Regions from separate parts of the Homo sapiens genome. Here region 2 is linked to region 1. A link is a contact called in ENCODE Hi-C or POLR2A ChIA-PET data. All regions are on one chromosome and are shown on one strand. Each heading gives the region's core, a stretch centred on a gene start or an enhancer-like site at or near the end of the contact. The rest is flanking DNA. Distances are from core to core; before and after follow the strand shown. Region 1 overlaps LOC105378319 (a long non-coding RNA gene). Region 2 overlaps SLC16A9 (solute carrier family 16 member 9).

Evidence for each region. Hi-C counts contacts between places; a loop is a spot of excess contacts on that map. ChIA-PET counts read pairs that join two places held with the same protein, here RNA polymerase II (POLR2A). Pooled maps may share reads with other maps.
Region 2: a loop to region 1 is called in a map of endothelial cell of hepatic sinusoid, with 6 times the contacts of the local background. The contact joins two enhancer-like sites. A Hi-C loop is called at or near these places in 8 of 168 maps with a recorded cell type or tissue (PC-3, astrocyte of the cerebellum, cardiac septum and 5 more), 2 of 37 single-sample maps with no recorded cell type and 1 of 50 pooled maps. POLR2A ChIA-PET finds 5 or more read pairs at or near these places in 4 of 52 experiments (GM12878, MCF 10A, WTC11 and 1 more).

Annotation. Positions count from the first base shown.
Region 1 is chr10:59,644,967-59,650,937 of GRCh38, forward strand. LOC105378319 (a long non-coding RNA gene) reads left to right here. Exons shown (of 3, transcript XR_945991.3): 3 at 3,704-3,812. It overlaps SLC16A9 (solute carrier family 16 member 9), which reads right to left. Exons shown (of 6, transcript NM_194298.3): 6 at 5,798-5,971. Among named protein-coding and RNA genes, the nearest start is that of SLC16A9, 62 kb to the right of the region's middle. Within about 2 kb of position 3,868, at least 4 of the 41 ENCODE cell types and tissues checked have a DNase peak (open chromatin) inside an H3K27ac peak, as active enhancers do.
Region 2 is chr10:59,690,696-59,696,464 of GRCh38, forward strand. All of the region lies in intron 1 of SLC16A9 (solute carrier family 16 member 9), which reads right to left. Among named protein-coding and RNA genes, the nearest start is that of SLC16A9, 16 kb to the right of the region's middle. Within about 2 kb of position 1,641, at least 2 of the 41 ENCODE cell types and tissues checked have a DNase peak (open chromatin) inside an H3K27ac peak, as active enhancers do.

The sequences.
Region 1 (5,971 bases), core at 2,618-5,117:
GTTTTTGCTTATCTGCAAAAGATTTTATTTCTTCTTCATTTCTGAAGGATAGTTTTGCTGGGTGTGATATTCCTGGCTGGCACTTTTTTTCTTCTAGCATTTCAAATATATCATCCCATTCTCTCCTGGCCTGTAAGGTTTCTGTTGAGGAATCTGCTATTAGTCTAATAGGCATTTCTTTATATGTGACTTGATGCTTTTCTCTTGCTACTTTTAAAATTCTTTCTCTGTCTTTGACTTTAGACAATCTGACTCTAGTGTGCCTCAGAGAGAACCTTTTGGGTTGAATCTTTCTTCTTTGAACTTCCTGGACCTGGATGTCCATATCTCTCCCAAGACTTGGGAAGTTCTCTGCTATTATTTCATTAAATATATTTTTCTCAACTTTTCCATGCTCTTCTCCTTCTGGAATGCCCATTATACAAATATTTGTTCACTTAATGGTGTCTCATAAATCCTGCAGCCTTTCTTCATTCTTTTTTCTTTTTTCTTCTTTTATTTCTGTCTGCCTGTGTTATTTCAAATAATCTGTCTTCAAGTTTAAAAATTATTTCTTTTGCTTGGTCTAGTCTGCTGTTGAAGCTGTCAGTTGTACCTTTTATTTCTTTTTTGAATTCTTCAGCTCTAAGATTTCTGTCTGGTTCTTTTTTATAATATCTCTTTGTGGAATTTCTTATTCAAATCATGAATTGCTTTCCTGATTTCATCGAATTGTCTATCTGTATTCTTTTGTATCTCACTGTGTTTCCTTAAGATTATTATTTTGAATTCTTTTCTGACATTTTTATATATTTCCTCTTGATTGGAGTCTGTAACTGGGGAATTCTTGTTTTTATTTGGAGATGACATGTTTCCTTGCTTTTTCATGGTTGATGTGTTCTTGTGTTAATTTCTATGCATCTAGTGGAAAAGTCACCTCTTCCAATTTTAAGAATTAGGTTTTGTCAGGAAAAATTTATTTGTATGAATGGGTCTTGGGATATCATTTTGGTGGGATATGTTGGCCTTTGTTCTAGGTAGATTTAACAGTGTAGTCTTTGTGTAGTTTCTTCAGCTACAATCCACACTAGTGGCATTTAAAAATTTCTCAGTGGCCAAGGCTGAGAGAGGTTGTGGCAGCAGTGTTATTGGTGTTGGGCTCACCAGGCTGTTTCACAGGCCAAGGGCTTATGCGTATTCACAGTGGGTTGGCCAACTTGGGGACTGGCTCACTAGGATTGAGGCCACAGTGCTGCTACTCTTGCCAGGAGCATAGGCACATGGTTGCTTGGCCAGGCTGGGGGTGTGCCTACCCGGAGAAGCTTGTAGAGTTGTTTCTCAGGTCCAGAATGCAGGCAGACAGCTGCTTGGTCAGTCTGGGGACATATGTGTTAGGGGCAGCCCTTAGGGCTATTTCTCAGGTCTAGGATGTGGTAACACAGCTTCTCAGCTGACCTGAGTGCATGACTGCTGGAGGTGACCCAGGGGGCTATTTCTCTGTCTTAGAACACAGACATAAAGCTGCTTGGTCAGCCTAGAAGCATATCTGCTGTGGGTGGCCCACAAGGCTATTTTTCAGGTCCAAAAATGAGCACGTGGCTGCCAACCTGGCCTGGGGACTTGTTTGTCAGGGGAGCCACGAGGCTGATTCTCAGACTCATGCAGGTTGCTGCATGACTGCTTGGCTAACCTGGTGGTATTTCTGCAGGGAATAGCCCACCAGCACTGTTGTGTAGGTCCAGGATGCAAGCACAGGCATGAGGCTGTGCCCACCAGAAGCGGCCCATGGAGCTGTTTCTCAAGCCCAGTACATGGATGAACAGTTGCTTGGCTAGCCTGGAGGCATGCCCACCAGGAGTGACCTGCAGGACTGTTTCTCAGGCCCTTGTTGGGGATGCAGGGCCATTGGACAGTCCAGAGGCTTGTCTGTGGAGGGCAAGGTTGCTACAGGGCTGTTTCCAGATCCTGGACGCATTTCCACTCCACTGGCCCAGAGGCATATCAGCTGCTTGGAGGCTTAGGGACCACTTCTGCTTAGGATAGGGTATGCAGCAGTTTGGCCAGCTCAAGGGAGGGAGTCACCCTGGGTGGGACTGCCAGACCATTTTTTGGCTGGAGGTGCAGCAGTAGAGGTTGGTTTATTGGCTGTGCAGGACCAGAGTCACAGCTGATTATGGGCTCTGGCTCCACACTGCTGGTGTTGTGGCATTCAGTCATCTGTGCGGACTTGTGGAATGAAGCTGGAGCGCCAGTGCTGGAGAGGTGCAGTGGCTGCTCGCCCCTAGAGCAGGGTACATTCAAGGGGTGACTTTGATCTCAAGATGGCACTGTGCTGAGCAGCTTGGTTCACAGAGGCTCGAGGGTAGATAGGGAGTACACACCTTGTGCTCCTAATCTGGGGCAATGCAGCTGAGTGAATCCCCAGCAGCTCTCCAAACTGGGCTCAGGACTTGTGAGGACTGCAGAATTTTCCTGTTGTAAGGACTGTAGCTGTCTGCAGTATCAATGAGGGCTGGTGAGGATCTTCTACTTCCTTTCCCATGCAACAGGAAGTCCCTCCTATCTCTGGGCCAATCTGATCTAGGTGGAGGAGACAGGGCTGCAGACACCAGGTACCTCCACACTGCCCTCCTAGACTTCCAATCACCACAGGTGTATCTCCACTGTCCCTCTGTACTCCAGCACTCTCCCTTCAACACTGCAGTCAAATTTTAGCTGTGTATTTCTTTCCTTGGTTCTTTCATGTGGGGTGAAAGAGTGCCAGGCTTCTCCAGTTAGCCATCTTGCTCCCCTAAATCCATTCTTTTGGGAATCTTAATGTGAGTCAGACATGACTGAACTCCACTGGGCCAATGCTGAAGGACCATCCCAGCTCCAGAATTTCCCACAGGAGCTGAAGCTTCTGTTACAACTGCACTGCCATCTAACTTATTCTGATCAGCTCTGGGGCACCAATGAGCTCAAAGAGTACAGGAACCTTGTCTATCTTGCTCATTATATCCTTGGTACCTGGGAGAGTACCTAACACATACTAGGGGCTCACTTAAGAAGTGTTGGATGAATAAGAAATGAAGTACCTCAACCTGTCAGGAAAGAGCCAGACCCCAAATGTCCTAAGATAAGAAGGCATCTTTGTGGTATCTTGACAGTCGAGCAGCCAGTCTTGCCAACACCTTTAGAACTTAAACAGGACGAGACATGGTTTGTGAAGTACCTGTAACAATACTGGGCACATAAAAGGCCTTCAAGAAAGGTGTCTCCCTCCCTCTCTGCTCTGATGACCCTGTGTACTTGGCATTATCTCACCATGTTGGGATTTCGGTTGTCCTCAGTTTCCTGGTGGGAAAGAGACTATGAAACAGAGTTTGCATGCAGGAAGTTTATTAGGGAGTGCTTTCCAGAAAAATGGCTGCTCCGTTGTTGCTAGGGTTCTAAAGTCATTTGGGCTGCCCTTGGCAATGCCCTATTATAGCTGTAGATATTCAGCAGTTTTCAGATTTAAGCTGGAGGAATCACAACTTGCTTTATCACATCAGGAACTTTTCCAGGAAGAAAAAATAATTATATCTTTGTGGCTATGTAGTTTTAGGGTGACCTATCACAGGAAAGCACTTGACCACGGTTAATTATTATGTATTGAAAACATGTTGCTTACCAAAGATTTTAGAATATCTTTTTTTATTAAAAACTGATTAAATTTAAATTTATTTTTTCTTTTTGCAAGGAGAAAGAATAAAAGTAAATGACTCATTAGGACAAGGAATGCATGCAGCAAAAAAACAACTAATGCGGCTGAGCTCCACTAGGAATAGAATCCCAGGAGACCTGGCAAGAAATTGCACTCCCTCAAGAGTAAGTCTCAAAGGCTGGAAAGCAGTGAGGTAAGGGCCCTGAGCCGAAGCCAATTAGTACTCGGTAAACAAATCGGATCATTTTGCTTTCTGCCTAATTTCAGGCCCACCTTCGGAGCAGCTCAGATGAGAGTTCTTAAGAGAAGAAAAAGTTCAAATTCCCATAGCAATTCAATTTACAAAGTGGCTTCTATTTGATTTGTGGAGGAACGGCCTGTGTTTTGTTTTGTGTGAAAGCTTCTGAATGGCAATTCCAAAAAAATGTGCTGAGTCATGAATCCCTAGGGAAAGAAGATTTTGACAAGAACAGGCAAAAGCTGCGACAATTATGTGATTAGGAATAACAGAGGCTCATTATTCTTCCAAATGAAGCCCTTTAATGCAAACATTAACCCTACACCTGTTCCCGGAACACTTGATGCCTCCCTCAGGTACAGAGAAGCAATACATTTAAGAATGACAACGACAAAAATAATAGCTAATATTTTATTGGACATCTACTACATATCAGGTATATATATTGGGAATCTTATTTAATTCCCACAATAGCCCTATGATGTGTTTTATAAATGAGGAAACTGAGGCTCTGAGAGGCTAAATAATTCGCTCACAGTCACCTGGCCACAGGGACTGAGATAGGCAATCTGGTTGTGGAATCACAACCTTAACAAGTATGTACACTGCAGTCCCAAGTATTATCCATGTATTCATAGAGCTCTGATCATTTTAACTGAGTGCGATTAAACTCCTTCCTCAAAGAGGGATTTTACTGACATCCTTCATATACAATTGACTATATAGCAGACGGTCCCAAGATATTTTTTTCTTTTTGAGATGGGGTCTCATTCTGTCACCAAGACTGAAGTGTAGTGGTGCAATCTTGGCTCACTGCAGCCTCCAACTCCTGGGTTCAAGTGACTCTCCTGCCTCAGTCACCTGAGTAGCCGGGATTACAGGCATGTGCTACCACACCTGGCTAATTTTTGTATTTTTAGTTGAGATGGGGTTTCACCATGTTGACCGGGCTGGTCTCCAAATTCTGGCCTCGAGTGATCCACCCACTCAGTCTCTCAAATTGCTGGAATTACAGATATAAGCCACTGTACCCCGCCCAAGATTGTTACTAATGAAGGAGAAAGTGCATGGCACTGCTAATGTAAATCATGTATTTTATGTGTTCAATATAATATTCCTTCTAAGTAAAAGAGAAAATGAGATGTCCTTTGTTTCAAAATGGAGCTCCCCTTTATGTCCTGGAACATCCTGAGTTAGGATAATTCTATACCAACTGCTAAGCACCGAGGCTACCTAAGGTCACTGGACTGGTTGGCTGGCGTAAATGTTTGGTCATGACCTCCCAGTACTGGAACTCCTGGTTCTTGGGAACTGTTCCTCATGAGCCCTTTAAAGGTCGGTGGCTGAACCTTCTTCCCTGCTGACATGATTACCCTACAGAAAATTTTCTCTGTTCACTAAAGGATTGGCTTTAGAGCAACCCTCCTGGCCAGGGCTAATTTCTGAACCATGTTAGAAATTAAAGGGTTTACTTTAATTTCTACAAAGAGAAAAATTTTGCATTTTGATTTTGGAAATTACTTATGCTTTTATAATATGTTGTCCATAGTATTATGACAATTATGTTTTAGATCATAAAATGAGGGTCATAATCTCCATCTCACAAGGTTATTATGAGGGTTAAACAACATAAGCTTGAAACATATTAAGAATTCTATAAATTATTATTAAGAACTAAGACCTGCAGAGTACTCTTTACCACAAGAGGTAAAGCTGATAAACTAGCTTTTTGGAAGGCAATGGTAAAAGTAGCTAAGCATTTTGAATATGCTTTTGTCCAATAACCATGTTCCAGAGTCTGAATTATGCCAGGTAATTTATAGTTTTACATTCAAGTGACATGTCACTATAATTGGGTGGAGAACTAAGAGGAGAAAAAGCAACCAAACTGATGCAAAACAAAGAAAAATATTTTATTGTAACTTAAAATTCATCCCCTAGACAACAGATAACGCCCACATTGGATGTTATTTAGCAGACATAGTGAAGATGCCTTTGGACAATTATCAGCATTGATGAATATGAAGATGTCACATCAAAGTCAAACTTTTTCAGGTTATTGGGTT
Region 2 (5,769 bases), core at 391-2,890, 44 kb after region 1:
TTCAAGAAGTCTGTGTTTATAACCACAAGAAATAATTGTTTCTACATATTGTAGAATTAATCATTTATATTATCTAAGTGGTGGAATTTTTTTTCCAAAAAAAAAAGGCCAGGCAGGGTGGCTCACACCTATAATCTCAGCACTCTGGGAGGCCGAAGTGGGTGGATCACCTGAGGTCAGGAGTTCCAGACCAGCCTGGCCAACATGGCAAAACCCCGTCTCTACTAAAAAATACAAAAATTATCTGGGCATGGTGGCACGCGCCTGTAATCCCAGCTACTCAGGAGGCTGAGGCTGGAGAATCGCTTGAACCCGGGAGGCAGAGGTTGCAGTGAGCTGAGATCACGCCACTGCACTCCAGCCTAGGTGACAGAGCAAGACTCCATCTCTAAATAAATAAGTAAGTAAATAAATGAATGAAACAAGATCTGTAAGTATCAGAAGGCACTATGTTATTTAGATTTATGATCCATGCATACATTCAACGTTTTGGAGTCTTATTCAAATGTATGAAAATGTGTTTCTAAGAAATAGATATTGTACTACATTCTAGTAAACTATTTGAGAATTTGGAATCTCCTTCAACCAGAGTGTTAACAAACCAGGACTCTGAGTGACCAGACACCTTATAAAACTCAAAATTAGAAACCATTTTGAGAGATCATTTGAAGAACACTAATTTAGGGGCAGTTTTTTTATACTACAGGGTTTAAAGAAGTTTCACAGAATTAATTTGAATTTGAACTTGAACTTGTAAGCATCTTTCTTAACTTTAACTTAAAAAAATTAAATACAGTACATGTATTATGAGCCTCCCTTGGAGGAGAGAGAAGAGCATGAAATAATATTAACCATAAGAAGATATCACTATTCAACAAAATTAGATTATCATTAGTAGAAAGGATAGTATATCTCCTAAAGCCAGAACCTGTTTTGTTTAAGGGGAAAGGAGAGTTGGCAAGTTCTAATCCCTTCCTTCGGGAAACGAAAAAGACTATTGATGAAAGACTACATTTCATTCACAATAAAGCTTTAAGTTCCAGCACCTTCGATTATGTTTAGTTCTGCTCAAATAATGCCAATCCTTTGTTTCTTCAACTCTTTACATTGGCTGAAAATTTCTGCTCTGGATATAGGCTGTCAGAACTGCAGGTGTGACATTTAAGAACACTGAGTATTTCTATCCCTGAAATGTATACATATGCACTATACTAATTTTTGCCAAATACAAAGTGATTTACAAGTATTTAATCTTATTTTCAGCTGACAGTTTCCTGTTGCCTTTGCTCCCTTCCCCAAAATTATCTTTCCCTAATAACCCCCATTTGAGCATTGTCTATAAACATCTCCTTAAAGATTCATAGATAGACTTTTCACTTGAAATATAAAAGGAGGTCAACAGTAGCACATTTTTATTTGAATCTCAATCACTACCGGATTGTCTGGTGCTGAAGCACTTTAAGAGCCTAGAATCCTGTGACTTTATCTTGGGAAAAAAATGGTTGATTCCAGGTTGATTTTGCCTTGATCTAGTTATCTGTGAGGTGAATCAAAAATCTAAATCATGCTGGGTTCCATGACCTTCCTACAGTTACATTTATGACACTTTAAGGCTATAAACCATGGGCGAGGAGGTGGACTGAAACCCTCACATGCTGCTGTGGCAGATGAAAAGGCTGAAGCCACTTTGGAAAAAAGTTTGAGGGGTGGAAATGGGGAATGACTGTTAAAGGGTGCAGGGCTTCTTTGTGGGATGATGAAAACATTTTAAAATTAGATTGTGGTGCAGGTAGCACAACTCTATGAACATGCTAAAAATCACTGAGCTGCACATATTAAATGGATCAGTTTTATCATGTATGAGTTATATACCTCAATAAAGCTGTTAAAATAAAACACTTCAAAAGCTACTGAAAATTATGTTTTAGCTCTGACTCCAATGTAGGTAACAAGTTTTATAAACTAAAAAGCAAACCTGTTCAGCCAGAAGCAGTTGTAATACTGATATCACTCTTTCCCTCAAACAATGACTTTTGTCCCTCCAAACATGTATCATTTATTCTATACCACCTCAGTTTGGGTGAAGGAATCCTGGGAATTGAGAAATAATTAACCAATACCTAAAAACAAACAAAAAAATGTAGGTAAACAAGTCATTCTTTGGGTGTTTTCATGAAATGTAAGCAAAAATGTAGATAACTTTTTGGGAATTCTAAAACAATAGGTACACAAATATATTTAAAACAAACTGAAGCTCCCAATTCAAATACAAATTAATTACATTTCATTTCATGAGACACATAACACAAGTGATCTTATCTCTAGTTCTTGAGTCCGCCTTCTCCATACCACATGTAATATTCTACTTCTACTTTTGCCTTCCCATTTCTTAAGCAATTTCATTTTATACTGTTCAAGGGGTAAAAAGTGCATCTGCGGTCATCAGCTGCAACAGTGTCAACACACTTATAACTGATTTTTATAACAATTTTTAAGTAGGACAGAACTTTAAAGTAAGTCTCCTCTGGGTCAAAGACCTAAACTGTCAAGTAAATCTACTCTCTTTGTTGATTGATGTATTAGCAAATGTCATCATGTTAACACTAACGTAAGTCCTTTAAAAGTTATAGTCACTAGATCAATTTTGTCACTTTCCAATGACGTTTCAAGATGTCAGTGTATCATTTCTCTTCTAAAGTCAAAAAAATATACTTATATATCAACATCAGTTTTTAAGGAAAAGAAAAAGAATCCACCCTGTTGTGCTTCTAAAGTATTAAAACTCTTTGTAAAATCATATTGAGTCATCTTCATTCTGTATGTCTATATATACACACACACACAATTCTATAAGAATTTTCTACGGTTTGAAATAGCTATTCAAGGGGGTGAACTCCAAATAATAATTTTATGTATTATTTATTTATTTATTTATTTATTTTGAGATGGAGTCTCACTCTTTCGCCCAGGCTGGAGTGCAGTGGCGTGATCTCGGCTCACCGTAAGCTCCGCCTCCCAGGTTCACGTCATTCTCCTGCCGCAGCCTCCCAAGTAGCTGGGGCTACAGGCGCCCGCCACCACACCCGGCTAATTTTTTTGTATTTTTAGTAAGACGGAGTTTCACTGTTAGCCAGGATGGTCTTGATCTCCTGACCTCGTGATCCGCCTGCCTCTGCCTCCCAAAGTGCTGGGATTACAGGCGTGAGCCACTGCACCCGGCCTTTTAATTTTACTTATTTATTTATTTATTTATTTATTTTGAGATGGAGTCTCGCTCTGTCGCCCAGGCTGGAGTGCAGTGGCGCTATCTCGGCTCACCACAAGCTCCGCCTCCCGGGTTCAGGCCATTCTCCTGCCTCAGCCTCCGGAGTAGCTGGGACTACAGGCGCCCGCCACCACGCCCGGTAACTTTTTTTTGTATTTTTAGTAGAGACGGGGTTTCACCGTGTAAATCAGGATGGTCTTGATCTCCTGACCTTGTGATCCACCTGCCTCGGCCTCCCAAAGTGCTGGGATTATAGGCGTGAGCCACCACGCCTGGCCTCCAAATAATAATTTTCGTACAACTGTAAATCCAGTTGTGGTGGCCTTGATCAGATTGTCTCAGAAATCAAGATGGGATTAAGCTACTTTCATGTTTCTGACTACTAGCATACTAAATATTGAAAGTAAGAAAAGAAAAAAGAGGATATGAAAATCAAGGTTTCGATTAAATATCTACATCTTAAAAATGAATGCTATTAGCCAGTGATTAATATATATAGAAAATAGTCTATATATTAAGATAGACTATAGATAGAATACATTAAGTATACTAAATATTCAGCCAGGTGCAGTGGCTCATGCCTGTATTCCAGCACTTTGGGAGGCCAAGGTGGGTGGATCACTTGAGGCCAGGAGTTTAAGACCAGCCTGGCCAACATAGTGAAACCCCATCTCTACTAAAAATACAAAAATTAGCCAGCTGTGATGGTGGGTGCCTGTAATCCCAGCTACTTGGGGGCTGAGACAGGAGAATCGCTTAAACCCAGGAGGTGGAGGTTGCAGTGACCTGAGATCGTGCTACTGCGCTCCAACCTGGGTAACAGAGCGAGACTCCATCTCAAATATATATATATATATACACACACACACACACATATATATACACTAAATATTTTTATATATTATATGTGATAAAAACTGATAAACATATATAGATAATGGATCCAAATGCCCATCAACTGATGAATGGATAAAGTATGATATATATCTACACAATGGACTATTATTCAGCAATAAAAAGGGATGGAATGCTTATACATGCAACAACATGAATAACCTTAAAAACCTTAAGCTAAGTGAGAAAATGTAATTGAAAGAGACCACACATTGTATGATTCCACTTATGTGAAATGTCCAGAACAGGCACATCTGTAGAAACAGAAAGTAGATTAGTGGCTGCCTAGGGCTGGGAGGTTTTGGGGTAGGGAGAAATGGGGAGTGACTGCTAATGCATATGAGGTTTCTTCGGGGGTGATGAAAATGCTCTAAAATTGATGGTAGTGATGGTTGTACTACTCTGAATATACTAAAGCCATCAAGGAATTATACACTTTAAATAAGTGAATTATATGTAATTTATAATTTAATAAATCTGTTACCAAAAAAATTAATGTAAACCCTATGTGAATTTGTCAAAACTCATCATACTGTATGCTTATAATTGTTGAATTTTACTGGATGTAGGTTATAACACAACAAATTTACTTTTTAAAAGATGTATGCTATAAACACACAGTTACAATGACCAAATATATGGCCTGACTTAGAAAATTAACAGCAGCTGCATGAGACTTTTCATAAATACGAGCCCCCCCACCTCGTCAATGGCCCTCCTTGCCACCCACATCCACTCTCCCCACCTATACCTACACCCAAATTTCTAACCTAGTAACAGGTTTGTATGAGGAAAATACAATCAGGAAATTATGTATTGCTTATTTCATTGGTTATTATGGCTCCTCAAACAAAGGAGCAACAGAGCAAAGCTTCTCCTCAGGTGCAGGAATGCCTAAATAGCCTGAAAGAGGAATCTGAACAATGAGAAAAAAACATAAATTCAGGGTTTCCGAGGTCAACATCAGTGTCCTTGGGCTGCTTTAGGTACATATGGAGGAAGGAGATAACAGAAAACTATTTTAAGCAAGTTAACAATTTTTTCAATTACTTCCTAGCTTTCCTTTATTCTTTATTCTTAATTTTACCATGAAGATGGGGTAGACAGGAAGAAGGCACATTTCTCTAGCATCTGGTTCCAGAACGATAGGAACTGAGTAATGTTAAGATCAGAGGCGGTGTGACCCTGTCTCTACAAAAGATTTTTAAAGCCCTCTCCCCTCTCCCCTCTCCCCTCTCCCTCTCCGTCTCCCCACGGTCTCCCTCTCCCTCTCTTGCCACGGTCTCCCTCTGATGCCCAGCCGAAGCTGGACTGTGCTGCTGCCATCTTGGCTCACTGCAACCTCCCTGCCTGATTCTCCTGCCTCAGCCTGCCGAGTGCCTGCGATTGTAGGCGCGGGCCCCCACGCCTGACTGGTTTTCGTATTTTTTTGGTGGAGAGGGGGTTTCGCTGTGTTGGCTGGGCTGGTTTCCAGCTCCTAACCGCGAGTGATCCGCCAGCCTCGGCCTCCCGAGTTGCCGGGATGGCAGACGGAGTTGCGTTCACTCAGTGCTCAATGGTGCCCAGGCTGGAGTGCAGTGGCGTGATCTCTGCTCGCTACAACCTCCACC